2 separate regions of the Mus musculus genome follow, and region 2 is linked to region 1. The links are chromatin loops, found by intact Hi-C in ENCODE. Cell type or tissue: heart. All regions are shown on one strand. Links, peaks and the distances in the headings refer to the core of each region. The heading gives the core; the rest is flanking DNA. Region 1 holds the start of Zfp982 (zinc finger protein 982). Region 2 holds the start of Zfp933 (zinc finger protein 933).

Region 1 (11,348 bases), core at 1,812-9,811:
TACTCTGCACAGCTTCTTCACAAAGTTGCTGCCAGACTAGACCAGAGCTGGATGTAGTAGGACACTGCACCTGGGTTCTGAACCCTTCAGATACAATGGATCCTGTCTAACTTCTCATATTGTGCGTGTAGCCTTCTGGGCTATAAATGCAAAAAATTAAGCAGTCCCTTTGAACTCTGATGCTCAGAACAGATACCCAAAACAAACAAAAACGTAGATAAAATGTCCTTGGCTCAAACCACAAACCATAGAGGTATCCAATAAGGAGCACAATTTATGTGATACCCAAGACAAAGAATTGAAAACCCACAGTCATGATCAAGGGCATTAAAGTTTGTAAACCATGTGAATCCACTCAGACAGGAACAAAATGAATCTTGGGTAAGAAAATAATACCAGATGCCTGAAGGAAATAAGGACAATATAAAATATTAAAATTGAGTTCAATAGGTGGTTAGAAATGCTAAAAAAAGAAAAATCCTGAAGAGAAAATGCACTGAGGCAAATAAAATTGATACATAGAGAACCTGTGGGAGACAGATTATCAGACTTAAAGAAAAAGTAGAGGAGGTGGATGCCTCAATCAAAGAAAATGGTGAATTAAAATGATGTTAGGTCAAGGCACAATATTATTTACTGCTTGAAGGATGAGGCAATAAAGAGAAACTCCTTCGAAAAACTGTCCTGATCTTTGTCAAAAAAAAAAAAAAAGTAAGGAAAGGAAGTAAGAAGGAAGAAAGAGAGAGAAAGAGAGAGAGGGAGAGAGAGAGAGAAGAGAGAGAGAGAGAGAGAGAGAGAGAGAGAGAGAGAGAGAAAGAAAGAAAGAAAGAAAGAAAGAAAGAAAGAAAGAAAGAAAGAAAGAAAGAAAGAAAGAAAGAAAGAAAGAAAGAAAGAAAACAGGAACAAAATTACAATACATACTGCACTGTTTGTTCATACATGGTTAGATTGTTCCCTGTAACACTCTGACACCCATGCATGTCAGTATAAGTGGGGGAAAGGAGAACCGAGATTTACCCAAGTCTCATTAGACTATTGCTAGGAAGTCAACTGTTTTCATGATTATAATGAGTTCCAGAATTCTCATGTGACCTCTTAGGTTCAAAACCTGTTGTGATGATTATGAGAGGTTAAAATGGATTCTAGCTCAGCATGGAGGTGAGAGCTCAGAAGCACAAACCCAAACCTGGGGGTCTGACTTTAAAGAACAGGGTTCTGTGCCCATGGACACCTTTCAGATGACAGGGCTACTTGTTTCCCATTGGGGTGAATTTTAGTTTTTCCCATATTGTACTTATGCTAAAAAAAAGTCACAAGCTAATTGATTCCTCATATGTGAATAGATTAAACATACTAGTGATTAATAATGCATCTGTGTTGAGTTAAGGAAAGAAATGAAAGCCTTTTCCTCAGAGGCATTTAACTGAGTGTGAGTACAAAGTTGAATTCTCTACTTCATGTTCCCTGTGCTTCCATCCTCTGTGTATCTGTTCAGTTAGTTTAAATCTGTAACTTCCTGAAGGCTGCTTGTATAGCTCTCCCTTTCTGTCTGCCTTTTGTCTCCATGTTGGTGTCTGTGTAATCTGTTGTCTATTTGTATCTCTCTGACTGGCCTTGAGAGAGAGCTTTGGAGTGCTTCTAGAACATCAAGGGATCCATCACATGGGGAAAGAATGGGATAGTGAATAGTAATATTTTATAAAGGATTAGGTAACTGGCTCCAAGTGGTCAAGTGGTCAAGACAACAGACATTTATAAACATGACTTTTATCAACCAATACCCATAACTGTATATGCATTTTTGAACTATGTTTTAAGCCTCTGTATTTCATGCTTTCATCAAGTGACACTCATGCAGTTTCTGAGCAGGACTTGAAAAAGTACATAAATTACCATTGTATCTATGCATCAAGTTAGGTTTTAAAAGTTGATATCAAGAGAAGTCAAAGGAGAATAATGTTAGTTTTTACGTTGTTCTTTGAAAAGTGTACTAAACCCTCAAGTTGAATAAACAGTAGGATCACAGCTTTAAATCTTAAATTTCTTCAAGTTTCCTTAATTCTGGTTGTGAGGTCCAGGAAAATTCCCCATCTATTACAAGTTAAGATGTTTTATATAATACATTGTCACACGTACAGTTCTGCCAATGCATAGGAAAGCACCATGGAGCAAGACTCCATGGAGTCCTGCTGGATGTAGTCTTAGTAAGATGTTCACAAAACAAAACAAAAAAAAATTTTTTTTAAAGTACCAGCTTATAAGTGTATGAAGGTGTTTCAAATGAAATCTCTGAATTCTGAAAGAGATGGAGTTCCAGTTGATCTTGTCTTTTCCACTGTGTTACATCAAGAAAGTTGCTAGCCAAAGTGGTTTCATAAAAATATCCAAAGAATGCTGGCCACTGACAACAAAAGGGGTTGCTTTTCACAAACTGACATTAAGTCGTCATTGCTAAAGACAGGGCTGACACAAAACACTGTATATGAAAAGGTCAAACTGGTGCCAAGAACATTGACTCTTATGTTCCAGTGTCCTCCTTATGGAAGGTGCTTTGAAACGTACACAAGGTGAAATATATACACAGAACCAACCAAAATAGACGTTGATCTATAATTTTTCCTTCCAGCAAAATAGGCTTAGGGCAATGATGTCATGAATTTACTGGGAATAACCAATCAATGTCTAATTTGACTTAAATACCAAAAGCACTCTGGTTAAATGTTATATATCTATATACACAAGTGTGTGTGGACATGAGTATACTGGGAGTGTTTGTGGACACACCAGTGTTATAAATAGTTAAAAAGGTTTCTATATAGTGTAAAGCATAAAACTTTCATTGGAGCAGTCTCCCAGCTATCATTTAGAATTAAGACAATTCAAGCCTATGACCTCATACATAGATACCTCTTAACCTCTCTCCTGCGTCGTTCTCATCTATCTGTTATCTTCTCTGTCTCCCACTAAATCTCCTACATCTGCATTCTCCTCTCTACATCTCTTTTAATATCCAGAAATTCCACCCTCCAATTCTTGTCCCAGGAATTGGATGTCAGGTTTTTTTCTTAGAAGCAATCAGGTGTAAAACATCACCAGAACTTCTCTGGATTGCCTCAAGGCTTAGAGAGCTGCTTGCCATTCAAGTATCTCAGCAGGGGTGGGAGGAGTATTTACAAATGTAAAGCTGGTGAAGGGCCATAGAAATGACAATATCAAGATCCTGCTAGTTCTCTGCCAATAAAAATTTGAAAATACAGACACACCCACTGAAAAGGTTAGGAAATTCACCTCCATACATGTGGAGAATCCAAGCAGGCCAGAAGAGGAAATTGGGGACCACAGGTTGGAATGTCACTTTGATGTAGAGTAGTCTGACCTCAAATGAAGAGGAATACACCTGCCACAATGTTCTGATTGCTGGGATTATGCCAGCAGCACTTGCAAGTTTTATGTCTATAGAGTCAAGCAATGTAATCACACTTTGTATATCTCCACAACATAATTTATATTCTAGAAAACATCTTTTGACTGTCTTTCCATTTACACTAACACAACATTAACATCCTACGAACCAGAAACAACCATAAAATATATTTTTTCTGTAGAGGGCAAAAGGAAATTATGGTCAAGAATAAGCTCTAAGTTAACCAGGGATGTAAAACCACAGCGTTTTCTCTTCAGTGCAAGAGAAGTACACTTTTTTTTTAAACCAGAAGTAAAAGAATGGATGTAGTAAGCAGTTTGGTGACCTGTGGTAGATTGTAGTGGCAGACCACACCTGGAAGTCCCAGACTATTAAATTGTCCCAGACAATCATCCTAGATCATTGTTTCTCCATCAGTACAAACCATACTTGGGGGATATAGGACATGTACCTTACAGCTTGGTGTCGTTTACACAGTATGCTTGATCCTCCTCTAGGCTCTTTAGTTTCAGAATCCAACTTTAAAGAAAGACTCAGCCGGGCATGGTGGCACACGCCTTTAATCCCAGCACTTGGGAGGCAGAGGCAGGCGGATTTCTGAGTTTGAGGCCAGCCTGGTCTACAAAGTAAGGTCCAAGATAGCCAGGGCTATAAAGAGAAACCCTGTCTCAAAAAACAAAACAAAACTACAACAACAAAAAACAAAAAACAAAAACAAAAAACAAAACCACTCTGAAATCCAGAACCAAGATCTACTTGGCCAAAAGTTTAGGGAAAAAAATCCCAGTCTATGAACCTATGAACATGGTTTGCCTCACGATAAAAATAACTGAGTTTGAATGGCCTGTGAATATTATGAAGCCAAGGAAAGAGAAGATGAGAGAAATGGGCAGAATGTAGATGAGAGAGTGCTTACTGGCTTTCCAGATGGAAGGTGCTGGGTGAGTCACAAAAATCCCAAGAATCAGACCTCTGAAGGCAGGGAAACATAGATGCATATAGGCCAGATCCATTCTCAAAGGGTCTCCATAGGCCAGAGATGTCAAAGGTGTATGGATGCAATAGTAATCTATGCTCTGTGATGGTGTGCCAATCCTCTGAACACTTCACGCACTAATAAACATGTGATGGAGAAAAGACATTATCACCGCTGGGAATGGTGGCCCACGCCTTCAATCCCAGCACTTGGGAGGCAGAGGCAGGGGAATTTATGAGTCCAAGGCCAGCCTGGTCTACAAAGTGAATTCCAGGACAGCCAGGGCTATACAGAGAAACCCTGTCTCAAAAAAACAAAAAAAACCCAAAGAAACAAACAAACAAAAAAAAACCAAACAAACAAACAAAGAACAACAAAACAACAACAAAAAGACAGTATCCTCATTGCAGCTTCCACAATCACAGGTCACTTTCAAACACTGGAACCCATAGAAGAAGGACTGTTTTGTTGAGCAGAGATGAAAGTGAAGCAGAGGCCAGCTCCCTGTGGTGCCAACTGCTCTGTGTCAAGTCGCAGTTTTGCTAACATCACTGACATGAGGGTGGGCAGAGCAGACTGCTCTTCTGAGGCCTCCTTTGCTGCACTGCCATCTAAACCATACAGAGGCGGTTCTACTCGAAGCGGTAAGGGATTGGATAAGGAATGTTGCCGTGAGGATCATGCATCTGGTGGAACACTTCTGCCAGGGCTGGTTCCTGGCCCGCTTCCCCCAGCAAACTCAAAGGAATCACTAAGTTTATGTCCCCCTAGAAGTGCCTTTCCCTTGCTAGTGTCATATGGCTCAGCTTTCCTTTTCCGATTTCGCAGGTCATTCTGCTTTTTCTCAGGAGTCTCTACTTCTTTATCACTCAAGGACCCCACGCTGCACAAACTCTGGTTGGAAGACACACTGTTGAGTGGTCCCTTACTTACACCAACTCCAGTGAACCTGGCCTCTAGTAATTCCTGCCTTCGTGGGTCCAGGCTATGCAGTTCTTCCATCTTTTCTGCCGCCGCTGCCGCTTCACTCTCCTCTCGGGAGGGGCCCCGACCCGACCCGGCTGCTGACCGCTCCGCTCTCCCCCTGTGCAGGCCCGGGGCGGAGCCGGGGCCTCTCCTGAGCGCCGCAAACCCGGCCCTGGCAGTCGCCGCCCCGCCGGGCTCCACAACAAGGCGGGCTGGGGAGAGGGGTCACGGAGGCCACAGATTCCCCGAGCTCGCGTATGTAGCCAGGAGGCTGATGCGTGCTCGGGCACCGGCGGCTGCCAGGGGGCGCGGGGCCGGCCTCCTGGAGCCGGACAAAGGCCAAGGGAGGCGCAGAAGGGTCTGGGTCGGGCCGAGAAGTGGGGGCCCGCTCGACTGGGGGCCACTCGGGTGCGGCGCGGAGGGCGGGGTGCGGGGTCGAAACCGTTAGTGCCCAGGACCCGCCTCCGGCCCCTTAATCCAGATCCACTCCTCAAGTGAGCTTTCTAGTAAGCTACCTGAGTTGGCTAAGTGGGTCCCCTTAGTAAGCTACTCCTTAATATTTCTGTTTCTCGGGGGGAGGGTATGGGGGACTTTTGAGATAGCATTGGAAATGAAAATGGGGAAAATATCTAATAAAAAATATTAAAAAATATTTCTGTTTCTCTAAGTCTGTCAGATGACCCCGGGGCAATAAGCTGAATACCAGTGCTCCAACATGTTGAAGTAAGGGACTGTCCAAGTGATCCGTGATCTCTGTAAATTGGCTAAGTTTTGGAAGCTGTGTTAGGCTTTCTTTATATTTTCAGTTAATATCAGTCATTCTTGGATTTCTGATGGGGTTGAAAAACTGCGTAGTCTCCTAGCCAACCCAGGTTTTTTTCTTTGAGAGGAACAGTTCTGAGAGGATGGTTTTAAGATGGCATTCAATATAAAGCCAAGATATATGCAGATGTAGAATTATAAGTCTTTTAAGTAAAGATACATGACAGAGGTTCTGTTTAATTAACAAAGATGATGGACTGGGTGTTAGGTCTCTAGTACTTTATAAATTACAAAATAATAATAGTTATGTTCAATTATATCTGAGATAAAATAGTCTTTTAATTGGACAGAAAGGAGGAAATGTTATGAATAGCCCCAGAGCTAATTATATTTGATGTTAATTCCATTCTCCTGTGATTTGTGAACAAGGAATGAGTCTGACTCAGGTGATTTCTTGTAAACCAGCTCCCCACCTAAATTTGTAAAATAAAGGAGAGCTGATAACTGGGCAGATAAAGGGAAGGTGGATCAGAAGGTGGCAGGAGACTGTCCCTTGATACTAGCTGGGGGCAGATGAGTTGGCTTCAAGGGAGTCATGAGAGCAGCAGAGCTGATTGTGATCCTCACCTTCCTAGCAGCTGAGACAGCAGGCCCTGCATCTCACAGCACAGTAGAGCTGTCCCTGCATATGGGGCTTGCAAGTGACGTAATCTCAATGGCATGAGCACAGCAGAGCTGGGTCTTCCTCGTGGGTGCACTGTTGTACCTCTGTTGAGAATTCTGTTTAGCTCTGTATCACATTTTTAAAATTGATTATTTGGTTTGTTGGTGGCTGACTTCTCGGGTACTTTATATATTTTGGATAGTAGCCCACTGTCATATGTAGGGTTGGTGAAGGTCTTTTCCCATTCTGTTATCTGTTGTTTTGTCTTATTTACAATATATTTGCCTTACAGAAGCCTTTCAGCTTCAAAGGTTCCCACTTATTAATAGTTTGTCTTACAACCTGAGCCATTGGTGTTCTGTTCAGAAAGTTGTCTCCTATACCCATGAGTTCAAGATTATTCCCCACGTTCTTTTCCATTAGACTTAGTGTATCCAGCTTTATATTAAGGTCTTTGATCCCCTTGGATTTGAATTTTGTGCATGGTGGCAGATATGTATCTATTTACATTCTTCTACATGCTGACATTCAATTAAGTCAGCACCATTTTTTGAAGATACTTTCTTTTTCCATTGTTTGGGTTTGACATTTTTGTCAAAAGCAAGTCCTTTTCAGGCTCCATCTTACACCCATCAGAATTGCTAAGATAAAAAAAAGTTAGAATATGCTGCTGAGGATGTGGAGCAAGGGGAACAACTCTTTCATTGCTGGTGGCAGTGAAACTTATTCAACCACTTGGAAAAATAAATTGTGTGTGTGTGTGTGTGTGTGTGTGTGTTCGCAGAAAAACGGAAGAAGTTCTACCTAAAGACCCAGCTATACCACTAATGAGCATATACCCAAATGATGCTCCAATATCCCACAAAACACTTGCTACACTATGTTCATAGAAGCCTTATTCATAATAGGCAGAAACTGGAAAGATGTCTCTCACTGAAGAGTAGATAAGGAGAATGTGGTACATCTACACAATGGAATTCTATTCAGCTATTAATACCAAGACATCACGAATTTTGCAGGTAAATGGATGTAACTTGAGAATATCATCCTGAGTGAGGTAACTTAGTCCAAAAACAACATGGATGACATGTACTCACTTAAAAGTGGATATTAGCCAAAAAATACAGGTAAGATGTTACATTCCATAAAACCAAAGAAACTAAACAAGAAGGAATGACCAAGGGAAGAAGTTTGAATCTCACTTAGAAGGAGGAATAAAATAGTCATAAGAGGAAGATGGAGGAAGGGTGCTGGGATGGAGAGGGGTTGGGGAGGGCAATTCATAATCAGGTGTTCGGAAAGACAGAAGAGATGGCCAGATGTCCATGAAAATGAATGGAAATCTGCAACTGACTATGGTGAGGAGGTGTGGGGCATGTTCAGGATGAGACAGAGACCTAGTATAAGGAAGGCCCCCAAGAATCAGTGGAGGTGACTTTAGCTGTGACTCACTTCTTTGGGGATATGATTTCTTAAGAGGCCATCTCCTGTAGCCAGAAAGGAGCCTCTAGGGTATTCTGAAGACCTTGGAGGTGAGAGAATCTCAAAAATCAAAGGGAGAGACCTTAGATGAAATACTGTACAATGGGTAGAGGAAACTCAAATAGTCCATCTCCAGTAAAAAGACAGCATCAAGTGGACAGACGGGATTGCCATCCAACAGTCAAAGATTCTGACCCAAAGTAGTTTCTGTAAAAGAACAGAAGAGACAAAAATAGAGAAGAGAGTGAGGGAAAGGAGGTGCAATGACCAGCCAGAATTGGGATCTATCAAATGAAACATGGCTTATGAAAAAGTAATGCACTTCCAAGTGGAATTGTATTTAGCTACAAAGAAAACTGAAATGAGAAAATTGGCAAGAAAATGTATGGAACTATCAGAAAATTTATACTAAGTGACAAATATCAATGGCATGTGTCCATTCTCAAAAGTAAATCCTAATGGTTACATTTGAATGATTTATTGTTAAGAATCGTTTTTGCCATTCTGGATTTTTCACCTTTCCAAATGATTTTGAGAACTGCTCTTTCCATACATTTGAAGGAATGTGTTAGGATTTTGATGGGGATTACATTGAATCTATAGATTGCCTTTGGTAGGATAGCCATTTTTACTATGTTAATTCTGCCAATCCATGAACATCAGAGATCTCTCAATTTTCTGAGATATTCTTCAATTTCTTTCTCCTTTTTTGTATTTATTCTTTTTTATTAGATATTTTCTTTATTTACATTTTAAATGTTATCTCCTTTCCTAGTTCCCCCTGCGAAAATCCCCTATCCCTTTCCCCCTCCCCCTGCTCCCCAACCCACCCACTCCCATTCCTGGCCCTGGTATTCCCCTATACTAGGGCATAGAACCTTCAATTTCTTTCTTGAGAGACTTGAAGTTACTGTCATACAGGTCTTTCATTTGTTTGGTTAGAGTTTCTGCAAGATAATTTATATTATTTGTAGCTATTGTGAAAGGAGTTGTTCCCCTAATTTCTTTCTCAGTCTGTTTATCATTTGTATAAAGGAAGGCTACTGATTTATTTGAGTTAATTTTATACACAGCCACTTTGCTGAAGTGAGTTATCAGCTGGGGGAGTTCTCTGATATAAATGTTGGGGTCGCTTATGTATACTATCATATCATATGCCATTAGTGATAACCTTATTTCTTCTTTGTCAATTTGTATTCTCTTGATCTCTTTTTGTTGTGTTATTATTCTAGCTAACACGTCAAATACTATATTGAATAGGTATGGGGAGAGTGGACATCTATATCTTATCCCCAATTTCAGTGGGTTTGCTTCAAGTATGTCTCTATTTAATTTGATATTGGCTGTTGGTTTACAGTAAATTGCTTTTACTCTGTTTAGGTATGGGCCTTGAATTCCTGATATCTCCCATACTTTTAACATGAAGGGGTATTGTATTTTGTCAAATGCTTTTTCTGCATATAAGGAGATGATAATGTGATTTTTTTTCTTTGAGTTTGTTTACATAGTGGATTACATTGATGGATTTTCGTATATTGAAACAACCTTGCATCCCTGGGATGAAGCCTACATGATCATGTTGAATGATGGTTTTGATATGTTCTTGGATTCAGTTGCAAGAATTTTATTGAGTATTTTTGCATTGATAATCATAAGCAAGATTGTTATAAAGTTCTCTTTTTTAGTTAGGTCCTTGTGTGGTTTACGTGTCAGAGTAATTGTGGCTTCATAAAATGAGTTAGGTAGTGTTCCTTCTCTTTCTGATTTATGAAATAGTTTGAGAAAATTGGTATCAGGTCTTCTTTGAAGGTCTAATAGAATTTTGTACTGAATCCATCTAACCCTGGGCTTTTTTGGGGTGGGAGGATTTTAATGACTTGTATTTCCTTGTGCAGTATGGGCCTGTTTAGATAGTTTACCTGCCCTTGATTTAACTTTGGTATGTGTCATCTGTCTAGAACACCACCCATTTCATCTAGATTTTCTAGTTTTGGTGAGTATAGGCTTTTATAATAGGATCTGAAGATTTTTTTTTGAATTGCCTCCATTTCTGTTATGTCTCCCTTTTCATTTCTGATTTTGGTAATTTGGATACTGCCTCTGGGGTGGGAGGATTTTAATAACTTCTTCTATTTCCTTGTGCAGTATGGGCCTGTTTAGATAGTTTGGCTAGGGATTTATCAATCTTGTTGATTCTTTCAAAGTACCAGCTTTTGGTTTTCTGATTCTTTGCATTGTTTTCTTTGTTTCTCTTTGGTTGATTTCTGCCCTGAGTTTGACTATTTCCTGCCTTCTATTCCTCTTGGGTGAGACAGCTTGAGCAATCACCATCCCTGACATCAAGCTTTACTTCAGAGCAATAGTGATAAAAAAAAACTCCATGGTATTGTTACAGAGACAGGCATGTTGATCAATGGAATAGAATTGAAGACCCAGAAATAAAACCACACACTTATGGACACTTGATTTTTGACAAAGATGCCAAAAATTACAATGGAAAAAGGAAAGCATCTTCAATAAATAGTGCTGGTCTAACTGGCTGTCTGTATGTAGAAGAATAAAAATAGACCAATATTTGCCACCTTGCATAAAGCTCAAGTCCAAGTTTATCAAGACCACAGCATAAAAACAGATACATTGAAAATAATACATAAGAATGTGGGAAAGATCCTTGAATTTATTGGCACAGGGGTAAATTTCCTAAACAGAAGTCCAATAGCTCAAGCTCTAATATCAAGAATTGATAAAAGGGATCTCATAAAACTGGAAAGCTTCTGTAAGGCAAAGGGAATAGTCAGTAAGACAAATCGGCCAACTACAGATTGGAAATTTTTTTCATTAACCCTACATAAATAGAGAGCTAAGATTCAAAATATATAAATACTTCAAGAAGTTAATCACCAAAAAAACAAACAACCCAATCAAAAATTGGGGTATAGAACTAAACAGAGTTTTCACAACTGAGGAATCTCGAATGGCTGAGAAGCACCTAAGGAAATTTTCAAAGTCCTTAGTGATCAGAGAAATGCAAATCAAAATGACCCTAAGATTCCACCTTACACCAATCAGAATGA
Region 2 (11,348 bases), core at 2,032-10,031, 410 kb before region 1:
CTTGCCTAATGACTGGCATCCAAATCAGGCTGTATAGCAAGCATCATCTCTAGGGATTTTGTGAAAATCTGAAAACTAAAACCAAGAACAACCACACACCACCCTTCACAAACACCCTTACTTGGAAAGTATGAGTATACACAGTCTGATATTTAAATAAACAATAGACCACATAGATCATCAGGATCCTTTACATTGCAGGAAAAGGAATACAGATCACCAAGTTAAAATGCAAAACAAGGCCGGGCGTGGTGGTGCACGCCTTTAATCCCAGCACTCGGGAGGCAGAGGCAGGCAGATTTCTGAGTTCGAGACCAGCCTGGTCTACAAAGTGAGTTCCAGGACAGCCAGGACTATAAAGAGAAACCCTGTCTCTTAAAACCACAAAAAAACAAACAAACAAACAAACAAAAAAAGCAAAACAAGATGCCTAGGATCTGGAGCTGAGATGAAAAGATGGACCATCTAGAAACTGCCATATCCGGGGATCCATCCCATAATCAGCTTCCAAACGCTGACACCATTGCATACACTAGCAAGATTTTGCTAAAAGGACCCAGATATGGCTGTCTCTTGTGAGACTATGCCGGGGCCTGGCAAACACAGAAGTGGATGCTCACAGTCAGCTATTGGATGGACCACAGGGCCCCCAATGGAGGAGCTAGGGAAAGTACTTAAGGAGCTAAAGGGATCTGCAACCCTACAGGTGGAACAACAATAGGAACTAACCAATACCCCACCCCCACCCCCAGCTCGTGTCTCTAGCTGCATATGAATCAGAAGATGGCCTAGTTGGCCATCAGTGGAAAGAGAGGCCCATTGGTCGTGCAAACTTTATATGCCTCAGTACAGGGGAACGCCAGGGCCAAGAAGTGGAAGTGGGTGGGTAGGGGAGTGGGTGGGGGAGCGTGTGGGGGACTTTTGGGATAGCATTGGAAATGTAAATGAAATAAATACCCAATAAAAAATATGAAAAAAAAAGATGCCTAGGATCCTCAGAACATATATAACAATGGCTTAATGAAGTTCTGTACATGAATTAACCTCACACACATTAAACTTTTTTTAAAAAGATTTATTTATTTATTTATTTATTTATTTATTTATTTATTTATTTATTTATTTATTTATTATATGTAAGTACACTGTGACACTCCAGAAGAGGGAGTCAGATCTCGTTACGGATGGTTGTGAGCCACCATGTGGTTGCTGGGATTTGAACTCCAGACCTTCGGAAGAGCAGTCGGGTGCTCTTACCCACTGAGCCATCTCACCAGCCCCTAAACTTTAATATCTACTTCAAATATTTGAAAATACAAACTCCCATCACAGTTGGTGATCCCCTCCATGGCACTAAGTGAACATGGCAAACAGCGTCCTTCCTTCAAGGGTATGAAGAAAAAGAGATGAAAGATTTCTTTTTCCTTAAATTGAAGACTTTTGCTGTCTAACATCTTTATAAAAAAATTTAAATGAACAGGGTTTTTCTTAGTTCTTTGCTACTTCCTGACATCAAGATGAAAATATTTACAGGTCTAGAGACATAGCTGAGTAGTGAAGACAAGTTTATGGCCGTGCTAAGGTCAGGTTTTTGACAATTTTCTGTAATTCTTGCTACAAGAAGATTCGAGGGTTGAATTTTGGGAAGTAGCAGTCACATGCACACAGACAGACAGACATAGTGACATCACATAATTAAAATTTAACAGGGGCTTAGATTTGGCTCAGTATTTAGGAACATTGACTGCTTTTCCAGCGGACCTGGGTTCAAATCCTAATACCCACATGGCAGCTCTCAACTGTCTGTCATTCCAGGATCTGACACTCTCATACAGACTAAATACAAATTTAAAATGGAAACAAATTGTTAAACACAAATTATTACTGCAAAGTGTTTTTCTTCTTTTTTTTTTTTTGTAAGATTTTTAACGAGAACAAGGAAGTCCCCATTGTTTTTGTTTTTGAGATTTATTTATTATTATACATAAGTACACTGTAGCTGACTTCAGACGTACCAGAAGAGGGCATCAAATCTCATTACATGTGGTTGCTGGGATCTGAACTCAGGACTTTCCAAAGAGCAGTCAGTGCTCTTACCCACTGAGCCATCTTGCCAGCCCTGCAAAGTGCTTTTCTTGTACAAACATCCATTCGTGTAATTCAGGTGTTGAGGCATCTGAAGGCCTACCTGCAGAGGTTTTCTTCATCATGAAGTGGTTCATGTGACAGAAACCCACGATGTAGGATTGAAGTCAGAGAAACCATTCCTTCTCAGTTGCTTCTTTCATTTGGTAAGACTTAGGAAACGCCCTGCTGGAGGTAATATGTCACTTGGAGTAACCTTGAGAATTTACATCTATGCACCAGTTTTTAGTTCCCAGTCTCTGTTTCGAGCTCAGGTTTGAATGTGGCCTCTGAGCTTCCTGCTTTAGCTGCCAGTGTGACACTTGGGATGCCGCTTTCTTGGTGATTCCATATCCCTCTGGAACACTAAGCCAAATTAACCTCTTTTAAGTTTCCTTAGACATTGTGGGTTATCACAGCAGTAGAAAAGGCTCTGATACACACCCACAAAGTGTCACACTTGGATGTATTATTTCATGTAATAAAGAGAATTGTGAAATCTAACAAAGTTAACTAATTGTTTAAATTACTTTTGTTTTTTGCAAGTGCTTGAATAGTTTGTTGACACTTGTTAGATTTTTTTCCTCCAGAATAAATAATCTTGTGTAATTGAATGTGCATTGGCTAAAGGCCTTACCTTTATAGTCATACATACCCTTCAGTATGAGTTTCTTTCAGGTCCTCAAAGACTACTGGAATATGCCACGGTTCTAAACGATCAATACATACTACAGGTTGTACTCTTGTATAAAGATATCACAAAGTGCAAAATATTACCACACTGATATTAGTGGAGTTTCTCTGTGGTATGACTTTTCTCATGATAGCTAAGACTACTGCTATACGAAAAGGCTTTGCCACAGTCAGGCAAATGGATGGAACTTGAGGATATCATCGTCAGTGAGGTAACCCAGCCCCAAAAGGACACGCATGGTATGTACTCAGTTATAAGTGGATGTTAGACATAAAATACAGGTACTGTGTTACACTCCACAGACCCAAAGAAGCTGAACAGTTAGGAAGCCCCAAGCAAGGAAGCTTCGATCTCACTTACAAGGGAGAAAAAAATAGTCATAAGAGACAAATGGAAGGAGGGAACTGGGAGGGAGGGACATGGGGAGGGGACTACAGGATTCAGGATCAAGTGTGGGGAAGGACAGGAGGTATGGCTAGATGGCCATGAAAATGAATGGAAATCTTCAACTGATGGGGGTGAGGAGGTGGGGGTCAACTCCAGGACTAGATAGAGACCCGAAATAAGGGAGGCTCCCAAGAATCAATGTGAGTCATCTTAGCCATGACTTACTACATTAGAGATATGGAACCTGAAGGGGCCACCTCCTGTAGCTAGGCAGGAACTGCAGTTGAGCGATTGAGACACCAACCCACTCACAAAATTCTTAACCCCACATTTATCCTTTCTACAAGTAATGTAGGCACAGGGGAGGGAGCAGACACTGAGGGAATGGCCAACCAATAAGTGGCCCAACTTGAAGCCCATCCCATGGGCAAGCACCGGTCCCGAACACTATTAATGATACTCTGTTATACTTGCAGACAGGAGTCTAGCATGGTTGTCTTTTGTGAGGCTCCACACAGGAGCTGACTCAGACAGATGCATACACCTGCAGCCAAACAATGAATGGAGCTTGAGGACTCTTATGGAAAAATAGGAGGAAGAATTACAGCCCCTAAGGGAATAGGAAGGCCACAGAAATACTAACAATATCAACTAATATGGACACGTGGGGCTCTCAGAGAATGAACCATCAACTGAAGAACATACATGGGTTGGAACTAGGCCTCCATGCTCATATATAGCAGATATGCAGCTTGACCTTCATGTGGGTTGTGAACAACTGAACAGGACAGGGGTTGGGGGTGGGGCTATCCCAAAAGCTGTTGCTCAGAGCAGGGCTGCCTTGCCTGGACTTGGCGGGAGTGGAAGTGCAGAGATTTGAAGTACCAAGGTTGGGGGCATACCCAGGGTGACCCCATCTGCTCAGAGGGAAGGGGAAGGGGGGCAATAATTGTGGGAGGGGGTTACCAGGAGGGGGGAAATGAGCAGGATGTAAAGTGAATAAGAAAAAACTTTTTAAAAAAATTCTGAAATCTAAAGTAGATCTAATCTCAAGCAGTTCAGACCAGGGACAGTGAGCCTGGAGTAGCTTCCATTGGCCTGCCTGGGCTATGGCCCAACACCAGAGACTGCTATGTTTACCCAACAGAAATCTAACCACTCCTAGTTCTGGGGGCTGATGTCAAGCACTGGTGGTCTGGCTTCTGAAGGTCTCTTCCTTCTTTTCTAGATAGCCACTCTCTCACAGGTTTCCTCATAATCTCGTTATGCTTGGACCTCGCTGAAGTCTCTTGTTTAATAGAATAGCAACCTTATTTGAGTAGGGCCTGATCTTAACCTGCTTACTTCCTAAAGGCTTGGCCTCCAGATACAGCCATGTGCTGGGGAGTTTAGACCTTGGACACACATGTGGGGGGTACAGTTCAAGCCATGCTCATCTCTCTTCTCCATAGCACACACAGTAGACGTTGCAAAAGGCATTTTGCAGATAAGATATCGATGTGAGGAGGCAGAAGAGATGGCCCAGCAGTTAAAGAGCTCTTCTTGCTCTTCCGGAGGACCTGAATCTATCTGGTTCTCAGTGCATCCACTGGGCAGTTCACAATTGCCTGTAAGTCCAGGTAGCCTCAGAGGCCACACACACACACACACACACACACACACACACACATCCACACACCATATATTTACATGGAGGTATGCATATAAATAAAAATGAGTATTTCAAAAAAGATATTGAGCTGGGCAGTGAGGCACCCCCCCACCCCCTCTCCTACTCCATCTTCTGGGTCTTGACATGAGGTTTAACATTAAAGTAGAAAGTGAGCTCTGTCAAGTGAGTTCTGTCAAATGTGGTCCTGTTTATCACTGGCCCATCATATTCTCTCTCTCTCTCTCTCTCTCTCTCTTCCTCTCCCTCTCCCTCTCTCTCTCTCTCCAGGGTTTCTTTCCCTTTGTATCCCTAGAATTTGTTCCAGGTTGTTCTAGAATTAGTTCTGGGGACCAGACTGGCCTCAACCTGAGTGAGTGATCTGCTACCACTGTTTCATAGTGCTGGAGTTAAAGGCATGTACCATCATATGCTGCTAAACTAGCCTATCACTTCCAACCCAGTCTCTCCTGCAAGGAGGACTGACCAGTCAGAACTCTCCGATTCTAATTTCTGCCCCGAGGAATGGCAGCCTTTTTCCTTCTCCAAGCTTGTGATTCCTGGGACAATTGCAGTTTCAGCCATCCTAGGAAGCCATCCTCAGCCCTCAGGTGCTGGCCACAGGGAAATCCCTGGTCACCCACAGCCCTTCTTCCTCTCTATGGACAGAACTCTGAGTCCTAAAAAGGTAAGAAGATGCATCCTCCATGTGTTCACAGAGAGGCAAAGGCAAAAAGCCTGGGGAATGTTCAACAAGGATGAACTCAGTGGCTTATCTTTTATGGGACGATCTTGAGTTTAGAACAGGCTAGAGCACAGGAAGGAAGAGCTGAGGAGGGTCTCCACATCTCCCCCATTGCAGACATTTCCTAGTTATAATGTCCAGCGTACAACCTTCCATGCGACTACCATGATTTCACAGGAAGCCAGTAAAGTCATTCACACTTTGGCCAAGCCTTGACTCTTCCACAGGCTGGCACTACAAGGTTCCTTTCTGCAGTCCTGGCTGTTCTAGAATTCTCTCTATAGATCAAGTTGGCCTCAAGGTCAAGCGATCCCTCTACCTATGCTAAACCATGTCTGCCTTCATTTCTCGTTCTTGATGCTGGACAGAGACCCCATCACTCCTCCATCATGTATTGTCGCTGAGGCCATTTCAGGTTTAACTAGAATTTGATTTCCTTGATCAAGAATTCTAGGAAAATTACTCAACTCCACTTCTAGGAACCCAAGGTCAGGATATCCTTGCTAACTTATCTCAACCTGTTTGTGCTGGAACCCCCTCTGGCTAACTGCTTATCTTAGCTTCTACTAGAGACTGCTTGTTTCTGTGAGGATTCTACTTTGGTTGCCAGATGTAAAAATCTGGAGCTAGGGCACTCAGTGCCCTCGGCAGCTCAGCTCACTCTCCAGTGTACGTATTGAAGAGAGACTGTGGGGTAGAGTTATCGTCCTATGAACCTCTGTACGCTAATCCTGATTTTTGCTGGAAATAGACCAACTCAACAATTTTGAACCAAATTTAAAGCAGGCATTTATTAAATATTAAATACTGACCAAGAGACAGACCTGGGTCAGTAAAATTCCCCCGGAATTTGCCAGCGCGAACGGCCTCAGTCACGTGTTACAGCGGTTTCTTTTTAGATATTCAACTAGACCACCGTACTTTCCCATGAGCCTTTGTTATTTCCAAAGAACTACAATTCCCAGCATTCCAGGAACTTACGTAGTTCCGGGGCAGAGGAGGCTTCCAGGTTAATTTTGAGAATTACAGATGCAAGCTCTCCACCTTGATTTCAGGAGGAAGAAGGGGAAGTTAGTAGTGGGTGGTCTGAGGGACGCTCAGGCAAGGTCCTAAGTCTCGACATGGTGAGTACAGGGTCACTGCCCATATCGGGGAGGAGCAGGCGGATGAACCTGGGGAGCTGGTGTGGTGGGTTCTCCTCGGGACTGGGTGGTAAGCGGAGGCCAGATGTGGCCACCTGTGGGGTCTGTTTTAGTTCTAGTCATTCCCTGGACCCGGTAGTGGGCTCTGAATAACGTCACTATCCGGACTGCTTCTGCGCCAAGCATTTGGAGTAAGGACTTGTGTGCAGGATCATCCTTGGCAAGATGCCAAACTCGAAGAGACCTGGTTTCTCACAGTATCTTCTACAACTTTTTTCCTTTAGCATTTAACGTTTAGTTGTAAGGTCCATTTGGAGTTCATTTTGTGGCGGTTGTAAAAGGTGTCTCACGTGTTGGGTAACACTACAATGTTAATCTGTGATGTAGAAGAATAGGATTTATGATGTAAAGGAATTGCAGTGCTTAGGAGAGGGTAAGTCACACCACATAGAATTTAGATAAGTGAGGATGCCATCTAAAACACCCTACAGATGGGTACTATGCTAACCATGTCTGTTAGATAGGATGCTAGGATACACATTTTTGTTCACTAGGATTGTCCAGAAATATGGCTGAAGAGCAGAACAAAGGAGACAAACCAGATTTACAACCAGCTGCTAGGCCATTCCCATTGATAAGTTATTTGTTCTCTGCTGCTCAAATGAGCCAGTTCAAGCCAGCTTGGATTATATTAAATGTCAGTTTATTGGGAAGCCGCTCTTGTTCACTGGCCCCAAGGACCGAGGTCAAGGAAGTTACCATGGTGAGAGAGGGAGGCAGAGAAAGAGAAAGCAGGCAGGGGACAGAGAGAATAGGAGAAAAAGAGAAAGTGAGAAGAGAGCAAGAGAGAGAGAGAGAGAGAGAGAGAGAGAGAGAGAGAGAGAGAGAGAGAGAGAGAGAGAGAGAGATTGCAACATGAGCAAGACTACACTGTTGTCAATTTCTTGCAAAGGAACAACTCTGTAGTGTTGAGGGCTGTTTTTTTTTTTTTTTTTCAAGTAAGGCTTTCCATGTGATGGGGGGGGGTGGGGAGAGAGAGAGAGAGAGAGAGAGAGAGAGAGAGAGAGAGAGAAAGATTTTGAATTAGTCAGTGTGGAGAGGAGTTTTGAGTCAGAACAGCTGAGTTGACCAGCCAGCAAGAGTTCAGGAAAATCTAGGAAAGGCGAGCTTATTCAGCAGTAAATCTCTGAAGCTGGGATTGTCCAGAGACTAGAAACCTTCAGGACTAGGCTAGGTAAATAGGCTGAGTCAGTAAGCCTCAGAGAAGACAGTTACCTCAGGTGAATAAAATCATTTATACAGAGCTCCTTCTCTAAAGCAAGGATATATGCTTGGGAAAGCTGGTAATGGTCTGCAGCCAGGACCTGTGGGGAGAGGTTGTGTCAGATCCTGAGAACCCAACTCTTGCCACCACGTGGGGCTGTGGTTGTTAGTCCCAAGTCCACTGTTGGCTTGTTCAGTAATGTTCCTGATGTATCCTGTGTTCCCTATGACCAGCATGAATTTGATAGACTCCTCCTGAGTTTGTCCCATTGTATGATAGTTTCTGCTGACTTCATAGAAGTCTCCCATTTCTTTCCGTGTTTCCCCTGTAAGTAGTATACAAGATGCTATTCTTCTTAAGAAGCTTACTCCAGGAGATACAGCTTGTGCAAGACCTTTATTGTAGGATATCTGATCATACCGTGAAACCTGAGTGTAACAAGATTAAGTAAACCATGGGTCAAGAAGTGCCAGAAGCAACCAGCTGACAGGAAGGGAACCTAGGATTATTAAGTAAAAGTCACAGAGAGTAAGAGGGAATTGGGAGCAAAGACAGAGAGATGCACAGGAAGCAGCATTTAGGTACATTCAGTTTGGAGGATGTCATTTGAGAAGGTGTGGCAGAAAGAGATTCCTTCTGGGATTTCACATGAAGAGAAAGGTGATCAGGTGCTTTCTCTGCCTCTCTGAGCTACCAGGCTTCCACCCAGCATCTGGCTTCTGAGTCTTCCTTGGTAAAATTGAATGATTTAGAATTTGTTAAATACACCAGACCTCTCCACTGCAGCGTTTTATCTTTTCTGCCTACACTTTTCCTACCTCATCTGCTGGGACTTTCCACTTAGGACCTTGTAACTAAAGGACTGCTGTATTAGCATGCTGGTGTATTTAGTTCTGTGAAAATCTTTGCTATGTATCTCCCATCTGCCTGTGTTTACACTTGCAGTCTGCAGTCCATGTTTAAATAGTTGATGGCATAACCTGGGATCTGAATCTAAAAGACTTAAGGGATATACCATATGTGGAATGTAAAATCCCTTCTAGGCTGACTCCTCTTTGAGGACTCCCAGAGCCGAATGTGTGGTGTTCATAAAGAGACTTTTCTTAATTAATGTTTATTGTTGTGTGGAGTGATTTCTCCTTGGGAAGGTATATTCATTCGAGGACACCTGCTTCTTCAGCCTTTTCCACAAATGTTTCTGAGAGAAGCTGTGTTGACTCAGATCTCCTTGAAATCTCAGTCTGTTGCTCCCCAGGGCAATGACCTTGCTTTTCTCTTGATTAAACTTCCCAAATTCTTTAATTAAAAGGCTGTCCCGCAACAGAGTTTTAAAATTACCCTTTTGAGTTATGTAAATAATTGTCCATTGCAGCAACAGGAGAAGTATTTGCAGGTGCAGCATGGCTTCCACTTTCAGACCAGAACAGGAGAAGAGTATAACGTGTATACTGCAGGGTGAAGCAGGCTAGGCAGTGTGTAGATCACAGACTAATATTTAAGGGAGTCAGCTGTAGGGAGTCACTGTTATGAAGAAGAACCTGATTCAGGCAAGTGAGTGATTTTGTAATTTCCCAGTATGCATCAATTCATGTATTTGAATGAAATCAGACCAGATTGGTGGGTGTATAATTTGTGAAGGTTAGCTTGAGCTAGCTATTATATTTCCAGTCAGTGGTCTGTCCTGTGCAGATTGTGCAGTCCTCATTGACAGTGTTAGCTCAGAGATTGCAGACAGGGGCTGTTGGCTGTAGCCAGTACAGATCTCAGCAGCTCACATTGCATGAAAGGGCAAGGTCAAACAGTATTTTATTAATGCCATTCCCTCTACGAGGGAAGAGTCTGATCTTTTTCAAAGTCAGTATACCTATCTGGTTTTCATCTTTGTTTTTGTTTTTCAAGACAGGGTTTCTCTGTGTAGCTCTGGCTGTCCTAGAACTTACTCTGTAGACCAGGCAGGCTTCGAACTCAGAAATCTGCCTGCCTCTGCTTCTCAAGTGCTGGGATTTAGGGTGTCCACCACCACCGCCTGGCCCTATCTGTTCTTCAATTATATTTATGTCTTTTGAAAGTTAATTGTTACTATTAATGTTTAAATTTCATTTTCTTTATGCATCACTGCTCTGATCTGGTACTGGTTTCTATTCTCCAGTGTTTCCCATTCAATATGAATTACATTTCTTTCTCTCAAGGGCTTTCATATTTCTCTATAGCAAGGCCTCATGTAGCTCAGCCTTGCTCATGCTGTGTTACTAAGACTTTCTTTGAACCTCTACTCCTGGCTGTACTCCCCAGGGCATGGAAGAAATTCCTGCAACTCCTTTCAGGCTGGGCCCTGACTGGTCAATGAGAAGGGAAAACACCACTGAGTGAGGGTCCTCCCTTCTCCCTGGACATTGTGGGAGATTAAAAACAACAAGAGACCAGTGTAAGAATTGAGTTTAGTGAGGAACATTGAAGCTGGTGTATTCAGAGCACACAAATGGACTGGGGGGAAGGAAGGTGAGAGAGAGCTTTCCTGCTTTGATAGTAGTTGGCATTAGCAACAAGTAGCCAGGTAATCCATTTTAGATGATCACTACAAGTCCAAACTGGCCATTTTCACAGGCCAAGGCAGTCAAGATTCTGGGCGAGGCACTGAAGTTATTTCTAGAAACGAAATTTCTGTTTAACCAAAAAAGACTGGAGAGTGTAAACGAGGAAAATACCTAATTAAAAAAAAAAAAAAAAAGACTGGAGAAACTGATGTAGCTCGACCTAATAGGAATGTAATGTTTCCTGTCTGAAAATGTACAACCTGAGAGGAAGGTGTGAGATGTTGTGGGTGTGCTCTAATTCACATGTCTAGTCCCTGAAGAATATGGGACCATAAGGCCCGTTTCAACATTTTAAAGTAACTTTTGAGACTAAACTTAAATCATGCGGACCTTCTCATTCCTCCCTACTGTTAATTCTCAAACCCTGGGACAACTGACTGAGATGCCTAATTAATAAGTCAAAGCAGACCTTCCTTCCAGGTTCTCCCAGCATCTCTCAGTCCTTACCTATTACTGGGTGTTGCTGGGCGATCCTGACCTCTAGCCCACGGGTTTGCTGGCCCTTCTCCCAGCTGTCTTTCTTCCTGTAATCCAACTAACTGTTTTGACTCCCTGGTCATGTTTATTTACCATTTATCCTCCTGGCCTCTTGGTGTGGCTCTCCCTGCTACCTCTCTTCACATAACTCATAGTCAAGTTCAAGTTCATTCTGTGCTCTCCCAGATGTCCCTGTGTGCCTGTGCTCTCCCGTTTTATCTATAATGAATGTTCTGCTGCCCCACACCTAGGAGCAGCCTTGTCCTTTCCTTT

Evidence for each region. Peaks named below come from ENCODE experiments on the same cell type or tissue, not always from the same donor. Only the 100,000 strongest peaks of a DNase experiment are listed, where the experiment ranks them.
Region 2: it touches region 1 in a loop (4-fold over the local background); 3 of 42 quality-filtered maps call a loop at or near these places.

Annotation. Positions count from the first base shown.
Region 1 is chr4:147,437,525-147,448,872 of GRCm38, reverse strand. It overlaps Zfp982 (zinc finger protein 982), which reads right to left and starts at 5,759. Exons shown (of 5, transcript NM_001371348.1): 1 at 5,334-5,759. It also overlaps the pseudogene Gm13161 and the pseudogene Vmn2r-ps19. In heart, for the core only: no CTCF peak of the experiment used is centred there; DNase peaks (open chromatin) are centred at 5,122 and 5,522; H3K4me3 peaks cover 778 bases; H3K27ac peaks cover 621 bases.
Region 2 is chr4:147,843,652-147,854,999 of GRCm38, reverse strand. Zfp933 (zinc finger protein 933) reads left to right here and starts at 6,582. Exons shown (of 4, transcript NM_198619.3): 1 at 6,582-6,722. The coding sequence starts at 6,720. In heart, for the core only: no CTCF peak of the experiment used is centred there; a DNase peak (open chromatin) is centred at 6,679; H3K4me3 peaks cover 1,881 bases; H3K27ac peaks cover 1,505 bases.